2 separate regions of the Homo sapiens genome follow, and region 2 is linked to region 1. A link is an interaction called in ENCODE POLR2A ChIA-PET data of the cell type or tissue named here. Cell type or tissue: OCI-LY7. All regions are shown on one strand. Links, peaks and the distances in the headings refer to the core of each region. The heading gives the core; the rest is flanking DNA. Region 1 has its middle 6.6 kb from the start of UBAP1. Region 2 overlaps UBAP2 (ubiquitin associated protein 2).

Evidence for each region. Peaks named below come from ENCODE experiments on the same cell type or tissue, not always from the same donor. Only the 100,000 strongest peaks of a DNase experiment are listed, where the experiment ranks them.
Region 2: POLR2A ChIA-PET joins it to region 1 with 5 read pairs; 2 of 35 experiments call an interaction of 5 or more read pairs at or near these places.

Annotation. Positions count from the first base shown.
Region 1 is chr9:34,170,222-34,174,617 of GRCh38, forward strand. No RefSeq gene overlaps it. Among named protein-coding and RNA genes, the nearest start is that of UBAP1, 6.6 kb to the right of the region's middle. In OCI-LY7, for the core only: no CTCF peak of the experiment used is centred there; a DNase peak (open chromatin) is centred at 1,740.
Region 2 is chr9:33,998,549-34,002,944 of GRCh38, forward strand. UBAP2 (ubiquitin associated protein 2) reads right to left here. Exons shown (of 29, transcript NM_001370062.2): 3 at 239-316. Among named protein-coding and RNA genes, the nearest start is that of SNORD121A, 48 kb to the left of the region's middle. In OCI-LY7, for the core only: no CTCF peak of the experiment used is centred there; no DNase peak of the experiment used is centred there.

The DNA.
Region 1 (4,396 bases), core at 70-4,069:
GTCCATGTGCCCACACTTAACTGTGTATACTGACATTTCATTATTTTTGGGCAAAGGAGCCTTTTCAATCTAACACTATCTTGGAAATGGAAGAAAACATCTGGGATTCACTCCGATAGGAGAACCAAAGCAAAACTATAAACACCATCTGTCAATTTTTCCTTCCAAAGGAGCCTTTCCAAATTTCTGGGAGTTTCCTTTGCCAACTCCTTGTCACAGCAGCTCCAGAAGCAACTGAAGCCACTGAAGTTTCCCATGATGTTCTGGGCTAGGAAACTGGTGTCCTAGGGCTTCCTGCTGCACAGATGCACATCCTCAAAGGATGATTCTACCCTCCTTCCATAGGTGCCAGTCTCTTCCTCCTCAAGCAAGAAAGCCAAGTATGGATGTGTCCTTTATACTCTGTACAAAAGTGCCTGGCTCAGGGACCAGGGAGGACTGAAATCCAGCTGCACTCAGCTTGCCAAGCTGTATATCCTGGCACTGCAACCTCTTAGGGAGGGTGCCTTTTCCTATCATGCACAAAGGTACAGTTTAGCCTAGTGGCAGGCCTTGTCCCTGAGCTCACTGATATGATTTAACTCTATTGTAATTGTGTGTCTTACAAGTTTGTCTTCCTCCTGAGAGTTTTGATGGCTGAAGCCTGGTCTTGTTTAACCTTTGCTCCCACTGCAGCACAGAGCTTGGTGTATAGTAGACCTAAGTACATTAATTAGCTGAATGAATTACTATGCACAGAGGTCTTCTGGCCCACTGCCACAACAGTCTACTAACCCCATTTTAAAAAGCTTAATAAAATTATCTTTTACTATTTTACAAGATAACTTTTTGCTATGCTTCCTGCTGTGTTTTTTTTTTTTTTTCTCTAAATTTTCTCCTGCTTTTCGTATCTGGTTCTCCATCTCTCTTATTCTTTTTTTTTTTTTTTGAGTCTCGCTCTGTTGCCCAGGCTGGAGTGTAGTGGCATGATCTCAGCCCACTGCAACCTCTGTCTCTTGGGTTCAAGCAATTCTCCTGCCTCAGTCTCCCAAGTAGCTGGGACTACAGGCATGCACCACCACGCCCAGCTAATTTTTTTGTATTTTTAGTAGAGATGGGGTTTCACCATGTTGGCCAGGCTGGTCTCAAACTCCTGACCTCAGGTGATCCACCTATCTTGGCCTCCCAAAGTGCTAGGATTACAGGTGTGAGCCACCACACCTGGCCCCTTTCATTAAGTCTTTGAACTACCAAATTATTTTTATTTTTTTATTTTTTTTTGAGACAGAGTCTCGCTGTCGCCCAGGTTGGGATGAAGTGGCATGATCTTGGCTCACTGCAAGCTCTGCCTCCCGGGTTGGCACCATTCTCCTGCCTCAGCCTCCCAAGTAGCTGGGACTACAGGCACCCACCACCGCTCCTGGCTAATTTTTTGTATTTTTAGTAGAGACGGGGTTTCACTGTGTTAGCCAGGATGGTCTCGATCTCCTGACCTCGTGATCCTCCCACCTCAGCCTCCCAAAGTGCTGGGATTACAGGCGTGAGCCACTGCACCTAGCCTAGCAAATCACTTTTTAGAGGCTGGTCATTGCATCTTTGTTCTCGGACTCATTCTCTGTTCTTCTTCTGAAAACTACATTTCCCAGCTTCTTTGACAACCACATACTAGCTATATTCAGCCAATGGGAGGCACTGGAAGAAGACTGGAGGTGAGAGGAAGAAGAAGCCAGGGCAGTTCTTCCTCTTCCGGCTATGGGGCATTTCCCAGCAGTGGCTGCATCGCTTCTGTGTGGTTTCCACTTCCCCTTCTTCTTCTCCTTTTTTTTTTTTTTTTTTTTTTTGAGACAGAGTGTCGCTCTGTCGCCCAGGCTGGAGTGCAGCAGCATGATCTCAGCTTACTGCAACTTTCATCTCCCGGGTTCAAGCTTTTCTCCTGTCTCAGCCTCCTGAGTAGCTGGGATTAGAGGTGCGCGCCACCAGGCCTGGCTAATTTTTTTTTTTTTTGTATTTTTGGTAGAGACGGGTTTTGGCCAAGCTGGTCTCGAACTCCTGACCTCAAGTGATCTGCCCACCTTGGCCTCCCAAAGTCGGCCTCCCAAAGTCAGCCTCCCAAAGTGCTGGAATTACAGGCGTGAGCCACTGCGCCTGGCCGCCCCTCCTTCTTTAGTCCCAAGTTCTGCTGCCCGCCCCACTCCAGCCAAATCCTATTTCCTCCACAGCCACAAATAATAATTTAGTGTGTGTCCTTTCAGTTTTTCATCCATGCTTATATATACACACACATATATATACACATATACACACACACATATATATACACACATATATACACATATATATACATACACACATATATAGATTATCTCTACACATTTTTTTTTTGCAAAAATAAATACCATATGCATTATTCTGCAACTTGCTTTTTACTCCACAATATACTGCTGTAACTGCGATAGTTACTGCCAAATTGCTCCACGAAAAGATTCTACCAATTTATACTGTTGTCAGCAGTGTATGAGAATGCTTATTTTGCTAGACACGGTGGCTCATGCCTAATCCCAGCACTTTGGGAGGTCAAGGTGGGAGGATTGCTTGAGACCAGGAGCTTGAGACCAGCCTGTGCACCATAGAGAGACTGTTTCTTTAAAAAAAAAAAAAAAAAAGTTTATCCATCTATGCACCATTGGATACACTTTATTTATTTATTTTTTTGAGACAAAGTCTTGCTCTGTCGCCCAGGCTGGAGTGCAGTGGTGCTATCTTGGCTCACTGCAACCTCTGCCTCCTGGGTTCAAGCGATTCTCCTGCCTCAGCCTCCCAAATGCTGGGATTACAGGTGCACACCACTACGCCGGCTAATTTTTGTATTTTTAGTAGACACAGGATTTTGCCATGTTGGCCAGGCTGATCTCGAACTCCCAACCTCAGGTGGTCCACCCGCCTTGGCCTCCCAAAGTGCTGGGATTACAGGTGTGAGCCACCATGCCCGGCTGGATATACTTTTTTATTAAATAATTTTTTTTAATCAATTAAGATGGGGGGCTGAGCATGGTAGCTCGTGCATGGAATTCCAGCACTTTGGGAGGCCACGGCAGCAGGATCACTTGGGGCCAAGAGTTTGAGACCAGCCTGGTCAATATAGCGAGATCCTGACTCTACAAAAAAGAAAAAAAAATGGCTGGGTGCCATGGCTCATGCCCATAGTCTTAGCACTTTGGTAAGCCGAGGCTGGCAGATTGCTTGAGCTCAGGAGTTTGAGACCAGCCTGGGCAACATGGTGAAACCCTGTCTCTACCAAAAATACACAAAATTGGTCAGGCATGGTGGTATGTGCTTGTGGTCCCAGCTACTCTGGAGATGGAGGTGGGAGGATCTCTTGAGCCTGGGAGGCAGAGGTTGCAGTGAGCTGAGATCACGCCACTGCACTCCAGCCTGGGTGACAGAAGACTGAAACCCTGTCTCAAAAAAAAAAAAAAAAACCACAAGCTGGGTGCGCTGGCTCATACCTATAATCTCAGCACTTCAGGAGGGGTGGGAGGTGGATCACTTGAGGCCAGGAGTTCAAGACCAGCCTAGCCAACATGGAGAAATCCCATCTCTACCAAAAATATAAAAAAAAAGCGGTGCATGGTGGCACATGCCTGTAATCCCAGCTACTTGGAAGCCTGAGGCAGGGGAATCATTTGAACCCGGGAGGCAGAGGTTGCAGTGAGCCGAGATTGTGTCACTGCACTCCAGCCTGGATGACAGAGCGAGACTACATTTCAAAAGAAAACAACACAAACAAACAAAACTTAAATAAAATAAAATAAAATAAAAATTAGCCAGGTATGGTGGCATGTACCTGCCAGTCCCAGCTATCCGGGAGGCTGAGGCGGGACGATCCCTTAAGTCCAGAAGTTCGAAGCTGCAGTGATCTATGATTGCACCACTGCACTCCAGCCTGGGTGACAGAACAAGGCCTGTTGCCCAGGATGGACTCAAACTCCTGGCCTCACTCCCGCCTCAGCCTCCCAAAGTGCTGAGATTATAGGCATGAGCCACTGCATCAGACCCAGCATTGGATATACTTGATCTTTTCAGCTTTTGCCAATTTGTTAGGTAAAAATTAGAGCCTTGTTTCATTTTTAAACATTATCAGCCCGGTGCGGTGGCTCACGCCTGTAATCCCAGCACTTTAGGAGGCCGAGGTGGGGAGGATCATGAGGTCGGGAGTTTGAGACCAGCCTGAACAACATGGTGAAACCCCATCTCTACTAAAAATACAAAAACTAGCCGAATGTGGTGGTGCATGCCTGTAATCCCAGCTATTCAGGAGGCTGAGGCAGGAGAATCGCTTGAACCCAGGAGGCAGAGGTTGTAGTGAGCCGAGATTGTGCCTTTGCACTCCAGCCTGGGCGACAAAGTGAGACTCTGT
Region 2 (4,396 bases), core at 310-4,309, 170 kb before region 1:
TGTAAACACTAGTAACTCAGAAAGATTATATTGTAAGGCAGGTGAACGTATTCAATTCCTTCACTTGCCCACCAATAAAGGTATTTTTAATCACAAGTCCAAAATCCAATATACAGATTTCAGGTGAGACTAGAAGCTAGAAGTAATACTTTAAAACAAAAATCTTTACTGAAATTATCTTTTTAAGCACAATCAAAATAGATTATAAAAATGATGATATCCTTTGCCAGAAACATACCTGCTTAACTTTAGCTTCAAAATCTGAATCATTCTTATCAAAGATCACTTGAGCGAGACGCATCTGTTCAGCTGTTGCCTGGAAAGTACATACAATTGTTAAGGATTTGAACACCAAAAGCATAAGTTAGATTCCAAAATCTGGGTCAAACAGATAAGGCTCTCAAGCACTAGAAATACTAAGTAACAACAAATAAAAGACAGTGAATTTAGGCCTCTCAACCATATATAACCTGTTCCCATAGGAAAAATAAGCATCAAATTAAGTAACATAAAGGACCCATTCCTTTGACCAAACGACCTAAAGCTATTGTTCATCTTAACTGGCCAATGACTTACTTGAATCTTCTTTCCCTTGGTAGAGTGGGGGAAATCAGCTCAAGAGAAAGCAGAAGAACAAAAAATAATAAAATCTTGGCGGGGCATGGTGGCTCATGCCTTTGGGAAGCCAAGGTAGAAGCACTGCTTGAGCCCAGGAGTTCGAAATTAGCCTGGGCAACATAGAGAGACCCTGTCTCTATTTAATTTTTAAAAAGATTAAAAAAAAAAAAGGCTTAAAAAGTAATGAAATCTTTAGAGGTAGTTGGTAGGCAAAAAATAATAAAAGAAAAAATAAAAGGTAATGCAAACAACTGCCCAGACACAGGCTTAGAACTTTGTGTCAAAAAAGCTCTGTTGTCAGGTCTAAAAAGGTATGCTGGTCAGTTCTGAAGAAAAAAAGCTGTATTTAGCTAAATTAAAAATATTTTTAAAGTTACATTATCTTTTTTATACACAATAATTTTGTTTTTCTAAGAGACAGGGTTTCACTATGTTGCCCAGGCTGGTCTTGAACTCCTGGGCTCAAGTGATCCTCCCACCTCAGCCTCCCAAAGTGCTGGGATTACAGGCCTGAGCCACTGCATCTGGCAAAAATTACCCTCTTCACGATTTTTTCTTTTTTTGAGATGGAGCCTCATGCTGTTACCCTAGCTGGAGTGCAGTGCCGTGATCTTGACTGTGCAACCTCCGCCTCCCAGGCTTAACCAATGCTCCTGCCTCAGCCTCCAGAGTAGCTGGGATTACTACGTATGTATGTATGTATGTATGTATGTATGTATGTATGTATGTATGTATGTATGTTATTTTGAGATGGAGTCACACTCTGTCGCCCAGGCTGGAGTATTTATTTATTTATTTTGAGATGGAGTCTCACTCTGTCGCCCAGGCTGGAGTGCACTGGCACGATCTTGGCTCACTGCAACCTCTGCCGCCCAGGTTCAAGCAATTCTTCTGCCTCAGCCTCCTGAGTTGCTGGGATTACAGGCGCCTGTCACTGCACCCAGCCGTATTTATTTAATTTTTTAAAGGTAGGGTCTCATTCTGTCCCCTCAGACTGCGGTGTAGTGATGCCATCATAGCTCACTGCAGCCTCCAACTCCTGAGTTCAAGAGATCCTGCCGCCTCAGCCTCCCATGTAGCTTGGACTACAGGTGCGCACCACCACATCTGGCTATTTGCAGAAAAACTATTTACTTTTGTCACTCAAAATATTTTTTCAATCACATTACTGACTGAAGTTTCGTTTTCTGATGTTTTTACCAACAAAAAATCAGAAAAGTTCTAAAGAAAGTTATTCTTCTGTGGCGTGACTTTGTAATGTGCCAGTCTGGTTTCTTAGTTTTAACGAAGGTACCGTAATTATTACAACAGGGAAATTAGGTGAGGAATATACAGGAACAATCTGTATCATCTCTGTACAACGGTCTATTAAATCTAAAATTACTCCAAAATAGTTTAAGTTGCCTCGCTAACCAAGTCTATACTAACTCCCAACACAAATATTTAAAAAGCTTAACAGTTTACAAAAAGATCTTAGAGGAAGAAAAGCCATAAGGAACTAATAAACAGCTTTTATTCTGAGTTTTTTATATACACTCATTTCAAATAATCTTGACTGAAGTGGGATAAGTGGGAGTTGTTGACATTTTTTGCATTTTAAAGCACTTTTCAAAAGGCCTTTCCAGGCCATGTGGGTGGGTGATTATACAAACTCCAGGTGCTTTGGCCTGTTCATCCCAACCTATGCCTGCTGAGACCTCAGTTTAACTGCTGCAATACTGCTACATTATACCCAAAAAGACATTGGTACAGAAATTCAGTGTCTACCCTTACTGAAAATCTTACCTCAATTGTTCCCTGTAAATGTAAGGACCTTACATATACTCTCACTATCCCTAAATCAGACAATCATTTTCCTGAATCATAACCAACCAATAAGTCCCAGTGCCACAGCCAAGAGCACCACTGTCATGACAACTAGATGAAGTAAAAGGGAAAAGCAAAGGGAGAGATGGGTTTTTAAAAGATGGCATTTCCACATTATACATTTGGGTTTGGAGTAATGACAACTTGTTATGAACTGTTAAAGTCAAAAATATAGAGAGAAACAAATCTCTAAGTAAAAAAGGTTTTATTTAGAAAGAATATATAAGTAGGATTGCAATCCAGGACATACATACATACACATACTAGGGTAGCCTCCTAGTGTGTCCAAAGAACACAAAGAAGGTTGGGAGTTTTATTAGAAAAAGAAATGTGACCTATTGTTTTGAAAGAAAACTCACTGGAACTACTAAAGCTTTTGGGAGCTGGTAAGCTCTGATTGGTGAGTGAACACGGTTGGTAAAACTAGACTTAGAGTCACAAGAGTTCATCTCAACAGCTAGTAGGTAAAACTGGATTTAAGGTTACAGCATGTCATTGTGGCAGCTGGCCTGCAATATAATCCCTGGGCAAGCGGTTTGTGCCCCAAGCACTTTTTTACCGTAACCCTTGGTCCACTGACTCTAAATTTAGTTGGGTATGACAAGATAACTCCAATTCATATAATCAATTTTCACAAAATGAAAGTAGACTGTTAGTGTCCCTGTTGCAAGAAGCCTGTATGAAGAGTTTGCCTGTTTTCCCTAACACTATTATTTTCTGCTCCCTGTGTTTCAAACCTAAAAAATGTACCATACCAGCAGATTCAGGTAGCCTTGTTCCAATCCAAGCACCACTGATGCTCATCCCTTCCCATCATTACAGTTTCTTAAATTATAAGCTTTACAAGTCAAACACAAGAAAAATTGAAAAATCCATAAAGTGACCATCTAACACCAAAACTATTTATGTATTTGGTATTTATATTTTTTCATTAAAAAAAAAAAACAAAAAAACAGGGTTTCACTCTGTGTTGGAATGCAGTGGCACAATCACAGCTCACCATGGCCTCGACCTCCCAGGCTCAAGCACTCCTCTGACCTCAGCCTCCTGAGTAGCAACCATGGCAGCCACCATGCCTGGCTAATTTGTTGTTGTTATTTTCATAAAGACAAGGTCTCACTGTGTTGCCCATGCTGGTCTCAAACTCCTGAACTCAAGCAATCCTCCTACTTCTGCCTCCCAAAGAGCTGGAATTATAGGCATGAGCCACCACACTTGGCTATTTTCCTCTTTTATCAAAAACAGAATACTTAACATACTACCATGTGGAATCACTCACAGACACAATTTATTATGAATATCTATATCACGTTTAATGCTACATGACAATCCACTGCATAGGTGCTTTTTTTTTTTTTTTTTTTGAGACAGAGTCTCGCTCTGTCGCCCAGGCTGGAGTGCATGGCGCGATATCGGCTCACTGCAACCTCCATCTCCCAGGTTCAAGCGATTCTCTTGCCTCAGCCTCCTGAATAGCTAGGATTACAGGTGCATGCCACCACGCCTGGCTAATTTTTGTATTTTTAGTAGAGAACGGGTTTCACAATGTTGGTCAGGCTGGTCTCGAACTCCTGACCTCATGATCCGCCCACCTCGGCCTCCCAAAGTGCTGGGATTACAGGTGTGAGCCACCCGCCCAGCCTTAACATCTTTTTTTTAAGCTAGGGTTTCATTGTGTCGGCTAGGCTGGAGTGCAATGGCACAATCAGTGCTCACTACAGCTGCCTCCCAGGCTCAAGCAATCCTCCCACCTCACGCACTCCACCCCCCATAATTTCCCCCAATAGCTGGGAATACAGGCGCACAACACGACACCTGGTTAATGTTTTGTTTTTAGTACAAACAAGGTTCCGCCATGTTGCCCAGATTAATATTGAACCCCCCGAGCTTAAGCAATTCCTCTGCTCAGCCT